2 separate regions of the Homo sapiens genome follow, and region 1 is linked to region 2. A link is an interaction called in ENCODE POLR2A ChIA-PET data of the cell type or tissue named here. Cell type or tissue: GM12878. All regions are shown on one strand.

Region 1 (8,000 bases), 170 kb after region 2:
AGAGCTGTGGGGCTTGGTGAGTGTTTCGTGGCCTCTCGGGTTGGTCAGCACCCCCAGCCAGCTGGCCCAGGACCCCTCTACAGAAGTCCAGGAGAGCAGGCGTCACCAAGATGTCCAACCCCTTCCTGAAGCAAGTCTTCAACAAGGACAAGACATTCCGCCCCAAGCGCAAGTTTGAGCCAGGCACCCAGCGCTTCGAGCTGCACAAGAAGGCGCAGGCGTCGCTGAACGCCGGGCTGGACCTGCGGCTGGCCGTGCAGTTGCCCCCGGGCGAGGACCTGAACGACTGGGTGGCTGTTCACGTGGTGGACTTCTTTAACCGCGTCAACCTCATCTACGGCACCATCAGCGACGGCTGCACGGAGCAGTCCTGCCCCGTCATGTCGGGGGGCCCCAAGTATGAGTACCGCTGGCAGGATGAGCATAAGTTCCGGAAGCCCACGGCACTCTCCGCGCCCAGGTACATGGACCTGCTGATGGACTGGATCGAGGCGCAGATCAACAACGAGGACCTCTTCCCCACCAACGTTGGTGAGTCAGAGCTGGCAGGGGCTCGGGGATACAGAGCCTTCCAGAAAAGTCAGGGAGGCCGAGCACAGTGGCTCACACCCGTAATGCCAGCGCTTTGGGAGGCCGAGCCCAGGGATCGCTTGAGCCCAGGAGTTTGAGCTCAGCCTGGGCAACATAGCAAGATCCCATCTCTACAAAAAATTTTAAAAATTAGCCAGGCATGGTGGCACACGCCTTTGGTCGCAGCTACTCGGGAGGCTAAGGTGGGAGGATCGCTTGAGGCTAGGAGGTTGAGGCTGCAGTAAACTATGATCGTGCCACTGTACTCCAGCCTGGGTGACAGAGCAAGACCCTGTCTCAAAAAAAAAAAAAGGATTCCATTTCTGAGTATTCTCCTAAGTTGGGCTGCTCTTAGTAGCCCCCCTTCATCCTGAATCACTCCTGGTGACTCCTGTCTCCTCACCCCAAAGCAGAGAATGACAGGATCAGCATCAGGCCTGGAGTCCTTCGCAGAGGAGACAAGCACCCCTGCCAGTGCTGGGCCCAGTGTTCTCAGTGGTTTCAGAATCACTGCCATGGAGCCCCTGGGCCCACCAGGATCATCACCCCGTTGGCGGGACCCCCTGCCCAGCTCGATGTGTAATGCACTGCATGGCTCTCAGGGACACCCCATAAACGTGGGTTTGAGGATGATCATTAGGGCACGTCCCTCCAGAGTACAGCGTACCTTTCTTTTCTTTTCTTTTTCTTTTTTTTTTTGAGACAGTGTCTCACTCTGTCACCCAGGCTGGAGTGCAGTGGCACGATCTCGGCTCACTTCAACCTCTACCTCCCAGGTTCAAGCGATTCTTCTGCCTCAGCCTCCTGAGTAGCTGGGATTACAGGCATGAGCCACCACACCCGGCTAATATTTGTATTTTTTAGTAAAGATGGGGTTTCTCCATGTTGGCCAGGCTGGTCTCGAACTCCAGACCTCAAGTGATCTGCCTGCCTCGGCCTCCCAAAGTGCTGGGATTACAGGCGTCAGCCACCGCGCCCGATCTGCCAGCAATTTCTGTCTGGAAGCCCCTTGTCACATCCAGGAGCAAAGGGTTCTGGACATGGACTTGGCTGAGTCCGTGGACCCGTCCCACCCCTCTCCCTGCAGGCACTCCGTTTCCCAAGAACTTCCTGCAGACGGTGCGGAAGATCCTGTCGCGGCTGTTCCGCGTGTTCGTGCACGTCTACATCCACCACTTTGACCGCATCGCGCAGATGGGCTCCGAGGCCCACGTGAACACCTGCTACAAGCACTTCTACTATTTCGTCAAGGAGTTCGGCCTCATCGACACCAAGGAGCTGGAGCCACTGGTGCGCGGGCTTGGGGCTGAGGGCGTGCGGTTACGGTGGGGCTGGTGGCCCGTGGCAGAGGAACCCTTCCGGGGCCAGGACCCTGACTGCTTGCGGTCGGCCCAGCAGCTGGCGGCCCCGGCTGGAGTTGGGCCCCGGGGACCCTGCTGATGGGACAAGTGGTGAGGTAGCTGGGAGGGATCCTGCGTTCTCCCACGGAACAAATGCCGGCGACAGGTGCAGTTTCCTCCGCGCCGCCCCGCGTCCAGCTCACTCCGCCTTCACCGTCCTGAGCTCAGGTGTCCCAGAGCGCCGCTCAGTGTCCCTTATGAAAGGGATGCGAGCCGGCACAAGCAGACTCCACCCCGACTTTTTTTGTTTGTTTGTTTTTGTTTGTTTTGAGACGGAGTCTCACTCTGTCACCCAGGCTGGAGTGCAGTGGTGCGATCTCGGCTCACTGCAACCTCCGCCTCCCGAGTTCAAGTGATTCTCCTGCCTCAGCCTCCCAAGTAGCTGGGATTACAGGCACGCGCCACCACGTCCAGCTAATTTTTTGTGTTTTTAGGAGAGAGGGGGTTTCACCGTGTTAGCCAGGATTGTCTCGATGGATCTCCTGACCATGTGGTTTGCCCATCTCAGCCTCTCAAAGTGCTGGGATTACAGGCGGGAGCCACTGTGCCTGGCCTTTTTTTTTTTTTTTTTTTTTTTGGAGATGGAGTCTGCCTCCCTCACCCAGGCTGGAGTGCAGTGGCGCCATCTTGGCTTACTGCAACCCCCACCTTCCGGGTTCAAGCAGTTCTCCTGCCTCAGTCTCCTGAGTAGCTGGGATTACAGGCACGTGCCACCACACCCCGCTAATTTTTGTATTTTTAGTAGAGACCAGGTTTTGCCATGTTGGCCAGGCTGGTCTCAAACTCCTGAACTCAGGTGATCTCCCTGTCTCGGCCTCCCAAAGTGCTGGAATGACAGACAGGAGCCACCGCACCTGCCTAGATTCCACCCGACTTCTGTAGCCAGCCGGGTACCTCTGCATCTGCCCTAGCCTGTCTGCTTTCCACGTTACCAGGTTTTATCGGGAGACGAACCCAGGGACCAGATTCCTCGGTGTGGGGTCCACATCCCTGAAGCCAATGTTGCTTCTTGAAATTGGGGCCCACAATTGTGTCTCGGTGATGGGGACCAGCAGTGGAGTGGGTGCCCGTGATTCAGGGCCTGGCACTGGAACCTGCCCAGAGGCTGCATTGTTCCCCAGGCTGCTGGGCGCTGTATGGATGTGGGGATCCTGATGTGAGAGCGGGACCCCACCAGCCTCCGAGTAGCTGGGACCACAGCCAGCACGCCCGGCTGATTTTTTATTGTGTGTAGAGATGGGGTCTCACTATGATGCCCAGGCTGGTCTGAACTCATGGATGCAAGCAATCCTCCCACCTTGGCCTCCCAAAGTATTCAGATGACAGGTGGGAGCCACCACTCTCTTACAACTTTAAAAAATGGTTAAAAATGGACGGACGAGGTGGCTCCCACCAGTAATCCCAGCCCTTTGGGAGGCCAAAGAGGGAGAATCACTCGAGCTCAGAAGTTTGAGAACAGCCTGGACAACATAGTGAGACCTCATCTCTACAAAAAATGAAAAAAATGAGCCAGGCACAGTGGTGCGTGCCTGTGGTCCTAGCTACTCAGGGGGCTGAGACAGGAGAATTGCTTGTGCCTGGGAGGTTGAGGCTGCAGTAAGCCGAGATCACGCCACTGTAGTCCAGCCTGGGTGACAGCCAGTAACCTGTCTCAAAAAAAAAAAAAAAGAAAAGAAAAGATTAAGGCCCGGCGTGGTGGCTCACGCCTGTAATCCCAGCACTTTGGAATGCCAAGACGGGCAGCTCATGAGGTCAGGAGTTCAAGACCAGCCTGGCCAACATGGTGAAACCCCATCGCTACTAAAAATACAAAAAATTAGCTGGGCATGGTGGCACGCGCCTGTAATTCCAGCTACTCGGGAGGCTGAGGCAGAAGAATCACTTGAACCCAGGAGGCAGAGGTTGCAGTGAGCTGAGATCGCGCCATTGCACTCCAGCCTGGGTGACAGAGCAAGACTCTGTCTCAGGGGAAAAAAAAAAATTAGCCAGGCATGGTGGTGGGCACTTGTGATCCCAGCTACTCAGGAGGCTGAGGCAGGAGAATCGTTTGAACCCAGGAGGTGGAGGTTGCAGTGAGCCAAGATTGCGCCACAGCTCTCCAGCCTGAATGACAGAGTGAAACTCCGTCTCAAAAAAAAAAAAAGACTAAAAACATCTTCACATAACTTCCTCATTTTTGTGCATCCCCTTTCAGGCTTTGCTACTGGTAAACATTTTGCTAAATTTAAAATTAATAGTTGCATACTCAGTGGCTCTAAAGATGGTAGTGGGGTCTTCCTCTTTTTTCTTTCTTTTTCTTTTCTTTTTTCTTTTTCTTTTTTTCTGTATTCCAGAACTTTCCTTCTAGTGTCCCAGTCTGTATAAGACAGGGATCAGCAAACTGCAGCCCTCTGGCCTGGCTTCCTGTTTTTGTAAATAAAGTTTCTGGGGTTTTTTTGTTTGTTTGTTTGTTTGATCTCAGCCACTGCAACCTCCACCTCACAGGTTCAAGTGATTCCCCTCCCTCAGCCTCCTGAGTAGCTGGGACTACAGGCATGTGCCACCATACCTGGCTTATTTTTTTGTATTTTTAGTAGAGACGGGGTTTCACCATGTTAGCCAGGATGGTCTCGATCTCCTGACCTCATGATCCGCCCACCTCAGCCTCCCAAAGTTGTTTTTTTCTTTTTTGAGACAGAGTCTCGCTCTGTCACCCAGGCTGGAGTGCAGTGGCGCGATCTTGGCTCACGGTAACCTCTGTCTCCCAGGTTCAAGCGATTCTCCTCCCTCAGCCTCCTGAGTAGCTGGGATTACAGGTGCCTGCCACCATGCCAGGCTAATTTCTATATTTTTAGTAGAGACAGGATTTCACCGTGTTATCCAGGCTGGTCTTGAACTCCTGACCTCAGGTGATCTGCCTACCTCTGCCTCCCAAAGTGCTGGGATTACAGGCGTGAGCCACCAAGCCTGGCTGTAAATACAGTTTTATTGGCAGCGAGGTACACTTGTGAGGTTACCATCGTCTGAGGTGGCTTTTGAGGTACAAGACAGAGTTGAGCCATCATGACAGGGACCGTCTGGCCCACAGATCTGAAAATGCTGACTCTCTGGCCTCATGGGGTAGCCTGCTGCCCCTGGTCTCAGGTGTGCCATTGCCTGTGTGGTTTTTGTTGTTTGGGTGTTCAGGGAAGCCCCCAGCTGCCGTTTCTCTGCCTGTGCGTCTCCGTGTGTCTGCTGTTCGCATCACCCCTTTTAGGAGTGGCTGGTGGGAGCTGATGTCTTGCTTGCTCTTTACAGAAAGAAATGACCGCCCGGATGTGCCACTGAGAGCCCCGCGGGTCTCCCGGTGCCCGAACCGCCGCTGGGGCCTCGGAGACTTGGAGGAGGACGCTCTGGAACCATCATCCCGCTTCTCTCCGGCCTGAGCATCTCAGGGAGACCAGGGGCCGAGCCGCTGAGCAGGTGTTGGTCCTCAGGAGCTCCAACCCCGGACGGCAGATGCCTTCCTCAGTCTCGAGCCTCAGTCTCCCGTCTGGGACTAAAACGTGAACTCTGTAATTCTATGTGTTACTAGCAACCGGAAAAGCCCACTGTGTTTTTAAACCACTTCCACTTTCCAGGAGGCTGGATGGCTTCCAGGGTCACTCCTTGCCCTGGGTGGCTCCCAGGCTCCTGGAACTTCTGCCTCCACCTCGCTGGGGAGCCCCCAGGGCTGCTGTGGCCACAGCCCTGCCTGGGCCTGTCTCTCAAGGGCACCCAGCTTGCTCGGCCTCCTACATGTCTCCCGTTGGGGAGGCAAGAGGCTGAGGGGCTTCCGAGCCCCTGAGAGCGGACATCTCCTCCCGCAGGCCTTTACTCCGCACTCCCCACTGGCAGCCGCTGGTGTCTCTTCACACAGAGGCACAACCTGGACCCAGGCAGCCTCTTTCCTCCCTCCCCAATCTCTTCCATTTTTCTACAGATTTTTTTTTTTTTGGTCATACTAGAGACAGGGGTCTCGCTGAACTCCTGGCCTCCAGTGATCCTCCATCCTCGGCCTCCCAAAGTGCTGGAATCACAGGGGTGAGCCACCGCACCCAGCCCTCTCTCTTCCTCAATGCACTCTGCTTCTTCCGTTCTTCCGAAACATTCAGCTGACTGTATCCAGGGCTTCCTGGACTCCTGGGACCCCACGTCCTGCACCCCGGCTTCTGACTCATTTCCTAAGGGCCCCTTTGTGTATCATAAAGGGTTTGATTTTTATAGTCACATTTACAACCATCTTGAGATTTTTATTTTTTTTGAACGGAGTCTCCCACTGTCGCCCAGACTGGAGTCCAGTGGCACAATCTCGGCTCACTGCATCCTCCACCTCCTGGGTTCAAGTGATTCTCCTGCTTCAGCCTCCCAAGTAGCTGGGATTACAGGTGTGCGCCACCACGCCCAGGAAATTATTGTAGTTTTAGTAGAGACAAGATTTCACCATGTTGGCCAGGCTGGTCTCAAACTCCTGACTTCAGGTGATCCGCCTACCTTGGCCTCCAAAAGTGCTGGGATTACAGGCATGAGCTACTGCACCCGGCCTAACCAGGCTGGAGTGCAGTGGTGGGATCTCGGCTCACTGCAAGCTCCGCCTCCCAGATTCACGCCATTCTCCTGCCTCAGCCTCCCCAGCAGCTGGGACTACAGGCACCCACCGTCACACCCGGCTAATTTTTTTGTATTTTAGTAGAGACAGGGTTTCACCGTGTTAGCCAGGATGGTCTTGATCTCCTGACCTTGTGATCCACCAGCCTCAGCCTCCCAAAGTGCTGGGATTACAGGCGTGAGCCACTGTGCCCGGCCAAGAATTTTTTTATCGATAACATAGTGAGCTCTCTGCCTCTTCGGAACGATGTCCACTTTGCTTATGATCAACCCAAGCAGGACTCTTCTCTCCCTGGACGCCTCTCCCCTGGTCTGGAATCTTCCAGTTCTGCCAGAATTGGCCTTTCCCAGATGCTGCAAACTTCCAGTTGAACCCCTTTTTCTGTGTGGCCCCTGGGGCTGCGAGACCAAAATCCATGAGTTCTGTGTACCCTAGACCTTTGGAAGGTGAGAGCAGGGCCCTGAGAAAAGGCAGCCACCTCCTCTCCCTGGCTGAACCCCTGCCACCCTACTCCTCACCAGAATTGTCAGTGGCCTTTCACCACAGTGGTCCTTCCTGCCTGAGCCCTGCACTGTCCCAGACCACACAGAAGTCTGGTCACCTCTGGGCGCCTGGGATGGTCACCGAAGAGAAGCACGCTGTCCCCGTCTCTCCTGGCTTCTGCCAGAAAATCGAACAAGTGCAATTAACACACTGTTACTGCCGAAGCCTGAAACTCCCAGGACTTGTCCTTGATCCTTCCAGAAACCACCAGGTCCGGCACTTGGAGCCCCCCGGAGAGGGACCTCCCAGCCGAGCCCTCAAAGAACTCCATGAAATCAGGAACTGCTTGATGAAATGTATCTCCTTGTACCTGGAAGATGAAGCCCAAACACCCACACCTCTGTCTCCCCCAGGGCTCGGGATGTCTCCAGCAGCCCGGCCACGCAGCTTCCCAGGTGGGCTCGGGGAGGTGGGAGCAGGGACCATCTCTGTCCCCTCCACCCTCACTCCATCCACCTCGGAGACCACCCTCCCCCAGCCAGATACGGAATAAAACTACAGACGCAGACGTCGGAATAAATGGTGTCGTTTTCCTGCCAGTGTTAACAGGGTGCCCTGTCCTAGGGGTGAGCCTCAGGCTTTGGGGCTGAGAAAATCTTTTTTATTTTTCTTTCTTTTTTTTTTTTTTTAGACAGCTACTCAGCTTTTCTTTCTTTCTTTCTTTCTTTCTTTCTTTTTTTTTTTTTTTTAAATCCCAGCTACTTGGGAGGCTGAGGCAGGAGAATTGCCTGAACCCTGGCGGCAGAGGTTGCAGTGAGCCGAGATGGCACCACTGCACTCCAGCCTGTGTGACAGAGCAAGACGCTGTCTCAAAAAAAAAAAAAAAGAAAAGAAAAGAAAATGAAGCACAAAAGTTTTTACCCTGTGCCAAGGAACAGATC
Region 2 (8,000 bases):
TCCAGGCCACGGACCCGCAACCCAGTCCTAGGAACAAGACCACAGCCTCCCTGCCCAGGGTGGGGGCTCTGCCAGCCCCTGATCTTCCCTAGGAGGACCCGGCCCACCTGAAGGAAGACGGCGGTGCCAAGCTTGGGGCTGGGCCCCACATACCTTCCTCCAGGTGTAGGACCACCAGGCGCTGCCCCCCAGGGTCCCGCAGCCAGGCCCCCAGCCGCCGTAGAGAGGGCAAGGCAGCCTGCCTGTCACCGGTGTTGCAGACCCCGAAGGTGGCCAGGTCTCGGGGGCCCCAGCGGGCCCTCTGCACGGCCCCCAGGAAGGCCTGCTCATAGGCGCTTAGAGCCCCCACCACCCGCAGGGGGGAGCTGCTGCCATTGCTGTCCCCGCCCAGTGCCACCAGGCACAGAGGCTCTTGTGGGCTGCCTGGAGGCCAGTCCAAGTCTTCTCGGAAGATGAGGCCACTGGTGCCCACAGCTGGCTCCTCTGCTCTGAGGGCCTCAGTCCCCAGCAGAGCCCCCAGGGCAGACAGCACTAGGGCCAGGCTGGTGAGAGGCAGGTCCCGCATCGTGGGTGCTGCCAGGGGCTGGGCTGCCTGCCTTAAGTGAGCCGAGTGGAAGGTGGGGTGTTTGTGCAGGACAGACCCCTATCTCCTCTGCCGCGACCTTGGGGGACAGTGCCCGGCGCCCCCACTCCAGGCAGAGTGGCCTTCTCAAAGAGCCCTTTCTGTCCCTGGCAGCCTATCTCCCTCCCCAGTGATAGAGCTGGGCCTGATGTGTCAACATGCCGTCCTTGAGGGCCATCCCCAGAAGACACAGGAGTGGGAACCAGGCTGGGAGTGACGGCCAGGCAACCAAACTAGACAGCGCTGGGGGCGGGGGGCCCAGATGTCCTGGGTGCTGAGGTGTGGGCCTGGAGGAGGAGGGTCCCAAGTCAGTGGGGGCGCCCTGTCCCTGCTCACCCTCCCCACCCCTGGTGGGCTATCTGGAGACCCCAAGGATATCGTGGAGTCTGCTCTTCCCTCCCCAGAACAGGACCCCAGATCCCCTCCTAGCTGGCTGGTGGGGTCTGTCCTCCACCAGGCCATCTCCAAGGTACAGCCATCTCTCAGGCCTCCCACAGGTGTCTCCTGGCGGGCCCCAGGCCCTCCCCAGTCGGCCCAAACTGGGGGATGGTGCTGTGCCTGGCACTCCCACACACACTGACACAGTAGGGCGGCGCTGCGGACATCAGTGCACTCAGGGCTGGGGGAGGCTGTTTAATGAGCGGGGGGCAGTACAAAAGAGCAGCCTTCTCTCAGTGGGAAAAGGCAAGAGCACCTGGCGCTGGGCTTGCTGGGGGAGGGAGCAGCTTCTCAGTTGGTTGGGGGAGGGGGAGGTATGTTCCCTGGGCCTTCGGAGGGAAGTGGGGGCCTCAGCATTGGGGGCATGGGAGTTGGGGGGTGCACCCCAGGATTTGAGGGGTGAACTCCCGGAGGCTGAGGGTGGACCCCAGGAGCCGACGGATGGACCCCGGGAGGTTGGGGGTGGACCCCCGGGGCCTGAGGGTGCATCCCTGGGGCTGGTGGGTGCACCCCTGGGGCCTGAGGGTGAACGGCGGGGGCTGCTGGGTGCACCCCCGGGGCCTGGGGGTGAACCCCCGCTGATGGGGGAGGATGGACCCCTGGGGCTGGTGGGTGAACCCCAGGGGCTGGTGGGTGGACTCCGGGGGCTGGTGGGTGAACCCCGGGGGCTGGAGGGTGGACTCCAGGAGCTGGGGGGTGGACCCCAGAGGTTGGTGGGTGGACCCCAGGGGCTGGGGGATGGACGCCAGGAGCTGGGGGGTGGACGCCAGGAGCTGGGGGATGGACCCCAGATGCAGGGGGATGCACCACTGGGGCCGGGGGGTGGACCCCTGGAGCTGGCGGGGGTAGCTGGGGTGGTCCCGGGGGCCCTGAGGGCGCAGGCCCTGTGGGGGGCATGGGTGGCAGAGGCAGGCCTCCTGGCGGGGGCGGTGGCAAAGACTCAGGCAGCGGTGGCCGAGGGGGCAGACCGTTCATCAGCGGGGGTGGAGGCCGCTTCACCCCAGGGGGGCCAGCAGGGAGGCTGGGTGGAGCCGGGGGCTTCTCCATCTTAAAGTGGAACTGGAGGAAGAACTAGAGAGACGGAGAAAGGTTCAGCAGGCACGGGTGGGGCTAGGGCAGGGCTAGGGCCGCCAGGGCTGGGTGGGAAGGAGCCAGGCTCGGGGCGAGCCACTCACCTGCTTGGTCTCCCGGTTCCAGTGTGTCCAGAACTTGCCCTCCGCCTTGTCGATCTCTCTGCTCGGCACCTGGGAGGGCGGGGGACAGAGAGGGCTCCTGGTCCCTGTGACCTCAGGGCGACCATCAGGCAGGGAGCCCGAGGCACTAGCCTCCCCAGCCCGGACTCTACCCTGGGAGCCCAGGAGAAGGCTGGTAAGACTTTCGTGGGGCACAGGGTTCAGTTCTGGAGTGAAACAGACCTGGCCTCAATGCTAGCACGCTGTTGGCCCCCTCCCTGGGCAGTCACCGTTTGTATTATTTGTTTCCTGATGGCCGCCCTGTCCAGGCATGGGGACAGGCTGTAGGAAGCCCTCCAGCAGCCTGGCCCAGGAAGTGAGGTCACTTGGCAAAGGCCTCACAGGCCTGGCGCTCAGCCCTGCCGGCCTCCCTTCTCATTGGCCCAGTGGAGCCCAAGCAGGCCCTCCTGCAGAGCCCAATGGGAGAGGTGCCCTGCCCGGCCTGTGCAGACCCTTCTGGCTCCGACTTGGGGGGGGCCCAGGGGACCCCAAGCCCGATGGGAGGGGCATCCTGCCCAGCCTATGCAGATCCTTCTGGCTTGCACATCTCAAGGGGGCCCAGGGAACCCCGCAGCCACGCTACCTTGAAGGCAATGGTCTCGTAGGGCTCGGCGGCCATGAGCAGGTACTGCCAGCGCCGGTCCGGAGGCTCGATCCTCTGCTCGTACGCAGACATGAAGCGGTGACGTGGCATGATGCCCTCGGCGATCTCAGGGTAGTCAATCTGCAGGGACACGGCCGGGTGGCAGAGCCGCCTCTTGGGTGCCTTTGGCCGCCCCCCACGCCCAAGTCCCTGATCTCACCTGGAAGAGGAGGCTCTGCTGGCCCATCTCCGAGTCTCTCTGCTTGGTCACTGCAACACAGAAAGCTCTCAGGTCCCGGCTGCTTGTCCTCTCCGAAGCTGAGGAACCTGGGGCAGGCTAATGCCACCCACTGAACGAGAGCGGGACCCCGGGGGAGGCCCTGCAGCTCTGGCAACCATTAGACAATCTCCGCCCAGGCTCTGGGATTCTGGTATAGGTGAAGGCACAGGTGCGCCAGAGCTGAGCTACCTGCGGAGTCACTCAGGCAGGGACCGAGGATGGTGCTCCTTTGTCCCAATCCCCAGAGCCCTTCACCAGGGGTGCTGGGATACCACCCAGCAGGAGTTGGGGCCACTGGGTAGGGAGGGGCCCTCGGCACCCTGGCTCTGGGATTCGAGCGGGGCCGCCTGAACAGGGCTGACACCATGTATACGGTGAGCGAGAGAGGATGCCCTTCCCGCCAGAGCTCAGCAGCCTGGACCCCGAGAATGGCTGCTGGGCTGCCTGCCGCCCGGCCACTCTCCATGCGGCCTCAGACACGCACACTCACAAGCCCTCTGCCGCCTCACCGTCCTGAGCCCAAGCCCAGGACCTGTCAGGGCCTCCCCACCAGGAGCCTGCCGCTCTAGCCACCCTCGCCCACCCGGTGCACCTGCCCCGGGACCTCTGCCCTGCAGGCTTCTGTCTGGAGGCCAGGCACACAGGCTGTCCCCGCCTTCTGTAAAGAACACTTGCTGGGTAGCGTGCCCGCCTTCCTGAACCCTATGGACACAAGTCTCTATCTTCCACCCTGGTCACTTCCCCAGCTTTCTGAACCGGGGTCACCTCTAGCCATTCCCACTGCTGAGGGTCCGGGAGGAGCTGCCTCTAACAGCCGCTTCTCCCTGTCCTCCTTCAAAGGCTTCAAGGTTAACCGGAGGGATGTGCCAGGGCTCACCACACCTCCACTTCCACTCTTTTGCTTGGCAAGAATTCCCAGAAGCTTCCACAAGACCCGGACAGGAGGGCACAGACTGTGGCTCAGCTGGGAAATGGGCTGCTGGGTGAGATGGGTGCTTATCGGGCCCAGCCTGACAGCTCCCAGACACAACGCCAGAGGCTGCAGGTGGGTGAGGGACGGCCACCAAGGCCGGAAAACAGTGGCTCAGGGAGGAGGCTATCAGGGCTGCACCTCCCGCACTGGAGACTAAAGAACACACTTATGTCACGGCAGCGGCTGTGGCCGGCCCCGCTGCGGGCAGACTCACCTTTGTAGCCCGGGCGGCCGATCTTCACAAACTTCTTCACCTCCACCTTGACCTTCTCAGGCGCGGGCTGGGCAGGGGCCTCCTTGGCCTCCTTGGCTGCTCGCCGGGCCCTGCGGACAGGATGGAGGTGCTGCTGGGACCCCTCCACACACAGGCACCAAAGCCATGGGCCCAGGTGCCAGGAGCCCCCTGACCTTGGAGCTCACTACAAGCTGAGAGATGAGGAGGGCCAGGGGCCTGGGAGGGGCCCTGGGGTTTGGCTGAGGACAGGGATAGGACAGGCATGTTCTCTTCCTGTCATGCTCCTCACTGTCCCTGGCTGGGGCCCTTCCAACAACTCCATGCCTCTGCTCTTTTTTTTTTTTTTTAATAAGACAAGAGTCTCACTCTGTCGCCCAGGATGGAGTACAGTGGCAGCACCTTGGTTCACTGCAATCTCTGCCTCCCAGATTCAAGATTCTCCTGCCTCAGCCTCCATAGTAGCTGTGATTACAGACGTGTGCCACCATGCCTGGCCTAATTTTTGTATTTTTAGTAGAGATGGAGTTTCACAATGTTGGCCAGGCTGGTCTCGAACTCCTGACCTCAAGTGATCTGCCCGCCTCAGCCATCCATGCCTCTGTTCTCTAATGCTCCCCAGGAACCGTACTCAAGCGCCCAGGGAGGCTCAGGCCAGGCTGGCTCCCCGGCTGTGGAGCAGTGGCCCGCGAGGCTCACAGAGACTTGAGCCAACGGCTGCTGGAGCACCAGGCATCAAAGGGACATGAGGTACTCACAGGTTGGTCTGGTGCTTCTTCCCCTGCGTATGTGCCAGGTAGCTCCCCTGGAGTGGAAAGGAAACACGCATGACTCGAGGCCGGGCGGACAGACACAGGCAGGTCCCCCTGACGTCAGCCACTCAGCCCGCCGCGAGCCGCCCGGAGCCAGGCAGAGGCCGCACCTCATTGTTGTGAAGTGTCAGGCAGAGTTTGCATTCATAGGAGCCCAGGTGGTTCTTCATGAAGTACGGGTCCTGGAGGGGAAGAACAGGGGCCCGTTAGACAGAAGATCGCGGCCTGCTGCCGTCAAGGCCCTCAGAGGCGGGATCCCCTTTCTGTAGAGGCATGGAGGCAGAACCCCCCTTCTGTAGAGGCATGGCTACCGCTGACAGTGGTCAAGCATTTCTGAAAACGGGGGATCCAGCGGGAGGCCTTCGTGAGCACGGGTGTCACCACCTGGGGCTGTGGGCCAGGCTTCGAGCAGTGGGGGTTCCCAGGGAGCCCCCGACACCACCTTCCTGGTGGTTCTGAGTCAGAGGGAGGCACAGCCAGGACAGCACCGCCGGTCACTCCCGAGGCAGGGAGCCGTCCACTGCCCACGCCACCACGCCAGCAGTAGGCACAAGGCAGACACAGGCACAAGAAAAGCAAATGGGCTACACTGAAGACCCAAAGACCCGCCCATCTGCAGGCCCTAAGCTGGGGCAGCCGGGCGCACACATCTCGTCTCAGACGCTGGAGTTCAAAGTCTAACTCCACCATCTGCGGCTGTGGCACCCCCTCTACCCATGACCTCATCTGGAAGACGGGGACGGTAACAGAGCCCTTGCCATAGGCCAGGCCCGTGGGGCATGTCAGGGTACACAAAGAGTGCTCCAGCCCCGATGTCCACGGTGCTGAGGGGACTCGGCTCACCCCTGCCTCTGCACAAGCTAAAATCAAAGGCTGCCCTTCACCACATCTGGCTGGACTGACATCAGCTCTCCCCACTCCCAGAAAATTAAATAATGCAAAACAGAAGGCTGTGGACAGAACAAAACATGTCCACATGGGACTCAGAGCCACAGAGGGTCTGCTCTCTGGGGTGGACAGATGGGAGCTGTGGCTGCTCGGGGGCAACAGGGGAGCGTCTGGACACGGGGCTGCATCGCCCAGCCTGGGCGGAGGCCCAAGAAGAGCCTCTGGCACCCTCTCCAGGGCTGCCCTGGAAAGCCCAGCACCCACCACAGGCAGCTGCACGGTGGCTGGCCCACCTTGTTGATGTCGATGGTCTCCAGGGCCAGCTGCCGGAGGCGCTCCCTGCGGTCACGGTTGCTCTCGGAGGAGGAGGCCACGCCCCCGCTCCCGGTCTTGCCCCCGGGGCGATGCTGGAAGTCCATGGTGATGGCCTTAGGGCTTTAGCAGACTGGGAGACACCTGTGGAGGCCAAGAGGAGAGTGAGGAAGATGGCTCAGAACTCGGGGCTGCTGCTGGGACCTCCCTGGGCGGGCTGGGCTGGAGCCCTCGAGACTGCCCCTCACCCTGCACTCCCAGCGCCAGGGTCTAACCAGCCCTGAGGGGGCCACCCCATAGCGCACCCAGTCTCTTCCAGGAGGCTGAGGCCCACTGTGGACAGGCACAGACACAAGGAAGCTGGAGCCTGTCTCCAAGTGACCAGGCATGAGGGATGGAGAGGAAGCCGCTCCAGCCCAGGGTGCCAAGGCCTGGAGACCTGAAATTGTAATAGGGAGCCCAGAGAAGGCATAAAGGGAAGACAAGACCAAGATCTCACAAACGAGTCACCACCTCCAGGAAGCCATCCCGGACTGCCCAAGCCCCTAGTGTTCACGCCTTCCTCTGAATTCCCTCTCTGGTTGGCTACGCTTACTTGTCCCAACCTAATCTCTTGGGCTCGATGTAAATTTGTTAGGCGGAGATCAGTGAGGACACTGATCTTCGCATCCTCACTGAGTAACACCTGGGAGATCTGCCACATCTGCTTGTGGCGCAGGGGGCTCTGCTGAGTCCCCAACATCCTCTTCCTGATGCAGGCCTCTGCCAAGGTCTCCCACGCCCTTTCAGGCTCTGTGCAAATCTGAGTTCCAGGCAGCCTCCTCTCATCTCCTGGTAGTCTTTCCCTTGCCTGCTCAATGTTGGCCCCGGGCCCTGGTTTAAGGGTCTTGGGTGAGCTCAGAGAGATGGGGCCCATGAGACTGAGTGAATCACTGCCCCCAAAAGATGTCCACATCCTAATCCCTGGGACCTGTGAACATGTCCCCTCATGGCAGAAAAGGGATGTGCAGGTGGGCTTGAGGATCTTAAAATGGCAGGTGATCCTGGGTGACCTCATGAGAGGAGGCGGGAGGCTGAGAGTCAGAGAGGCTGCGCTGTGGCTGTGAATGGGGAGGAAGGGGCCCCGAGGCAAGGCACACAGGTGCCTCTGGACACTGGGAAAGGCAGGAAACGAGTTGTCCCCCAGAGCCTCCAGAAGGAATGGAGCCCTGTGGACTGTTTGGACTCTGACCCCAGAACCAGAAGCTGATACAGCCGTGTCATCTGAACTACTGCGTCTGCAGTGATGTGTCACAGTGTCTGCAGGTGTGCAGGGGCACGCTGAGGGACAGGGCACAGTGGCCGCAGGTGTGCAGGGGCACGCTGAGGGACAGGCCACAGTGGCGGCAGGTGTGCAGGGGCACGCTGAGGGACAGGCCACAGTGGCCGCAGGTGTGCAGGGGCATGCTGAGGGACAGGCCAGCTGTACTGCTGACTTGTGGTGGGGCCTGAAGTCACCCCTTACTCTATGGGGGCCCAGGAGCCCTCCCCAACCAGTTTTTATTCCCTGGGCAAGTTTATGAAAATGATCAAGCATGGTAACTGGTGAGGTGGACCTCCCAGCTCACTGCAGTATCACGGCTGCCCCA

Evidence for each region. Peaks named below come from ENCODE experiments on the same cell type or tissue, not always from the same donor. Only the 100,000 strongest peaks of a DNase experiment are listed, where the experiment ranks them.
Region 1: POLR2A ChIA-PET joins it to region 2 with 8 read pairs; 5 of 35 experiments call an interaction of 5 or more read pairs at or near these places.

What each region holds. Positions count from the first base shown.
Region 1 is chr19:2,070,671-2,078,670 of GRCh38, reverse strand. MOB3A (MOB kinase activator 3A) reads left to right here. Exons shown (of 5, transcript NM_130807.3): 3 at 1-531; 4 at 1,658-1,860; 5 at 5,247-7,635. The coding sequence starts at 111. The coding sequence ends at 5,276. Among named protein-coding and RNA genes, the nearest start is that of MOB3A, 22 kb to the left of the region's middle. RefSeq lists enhancers at 4,307-4,356, 6,797-6,846, 6,877-6,926. In GM12878, no CTCF peak of the experiment used is centred here; no DNase peak of the experiment used is centred here; H3K4me3 peaks cover 2,173 bases; H3K27ac peaks cover 905 bases.
Region 2 is chr19:2,241,898-2,249,897 of GRCh38, reverse strand. SF3A2 (splicing factor 3a subunit 2) reads right to left here. Exons shown (of 9, transcript NM_007165.5): 2 at 6,354-6,516; 3 at 5,283-5,354; 4 at 5,119-5,165; 5 at 4,343-4,452; 6 at 3,096-3,145; 7 at 2,876-3,016; 8 at 2,236-2,304; 9 at 1,243-2,131. The coding sequence starts at 6,479. The coding sequence ends at 1,352. AMH (anti-Mullerian hormone) reads right to left here and starts at 575. Exons shown (of 5, transcript NM_000479.5): 1 at 154-575. The coding sequence starts at 565. RefSeq lists promoters at 566-597, 566-775, 566-845, 597-2,631, 566-3,564, enhancers at 493-632, 2,687-3,188, 2,487-3,564, 3,818-4,318, 5,983-6,560 and 1 more and a silencer at 7,018-7,215. In GM12878, no CTCF peak of the experiment used is centred here; no DNase peak of the experiment used is centred here.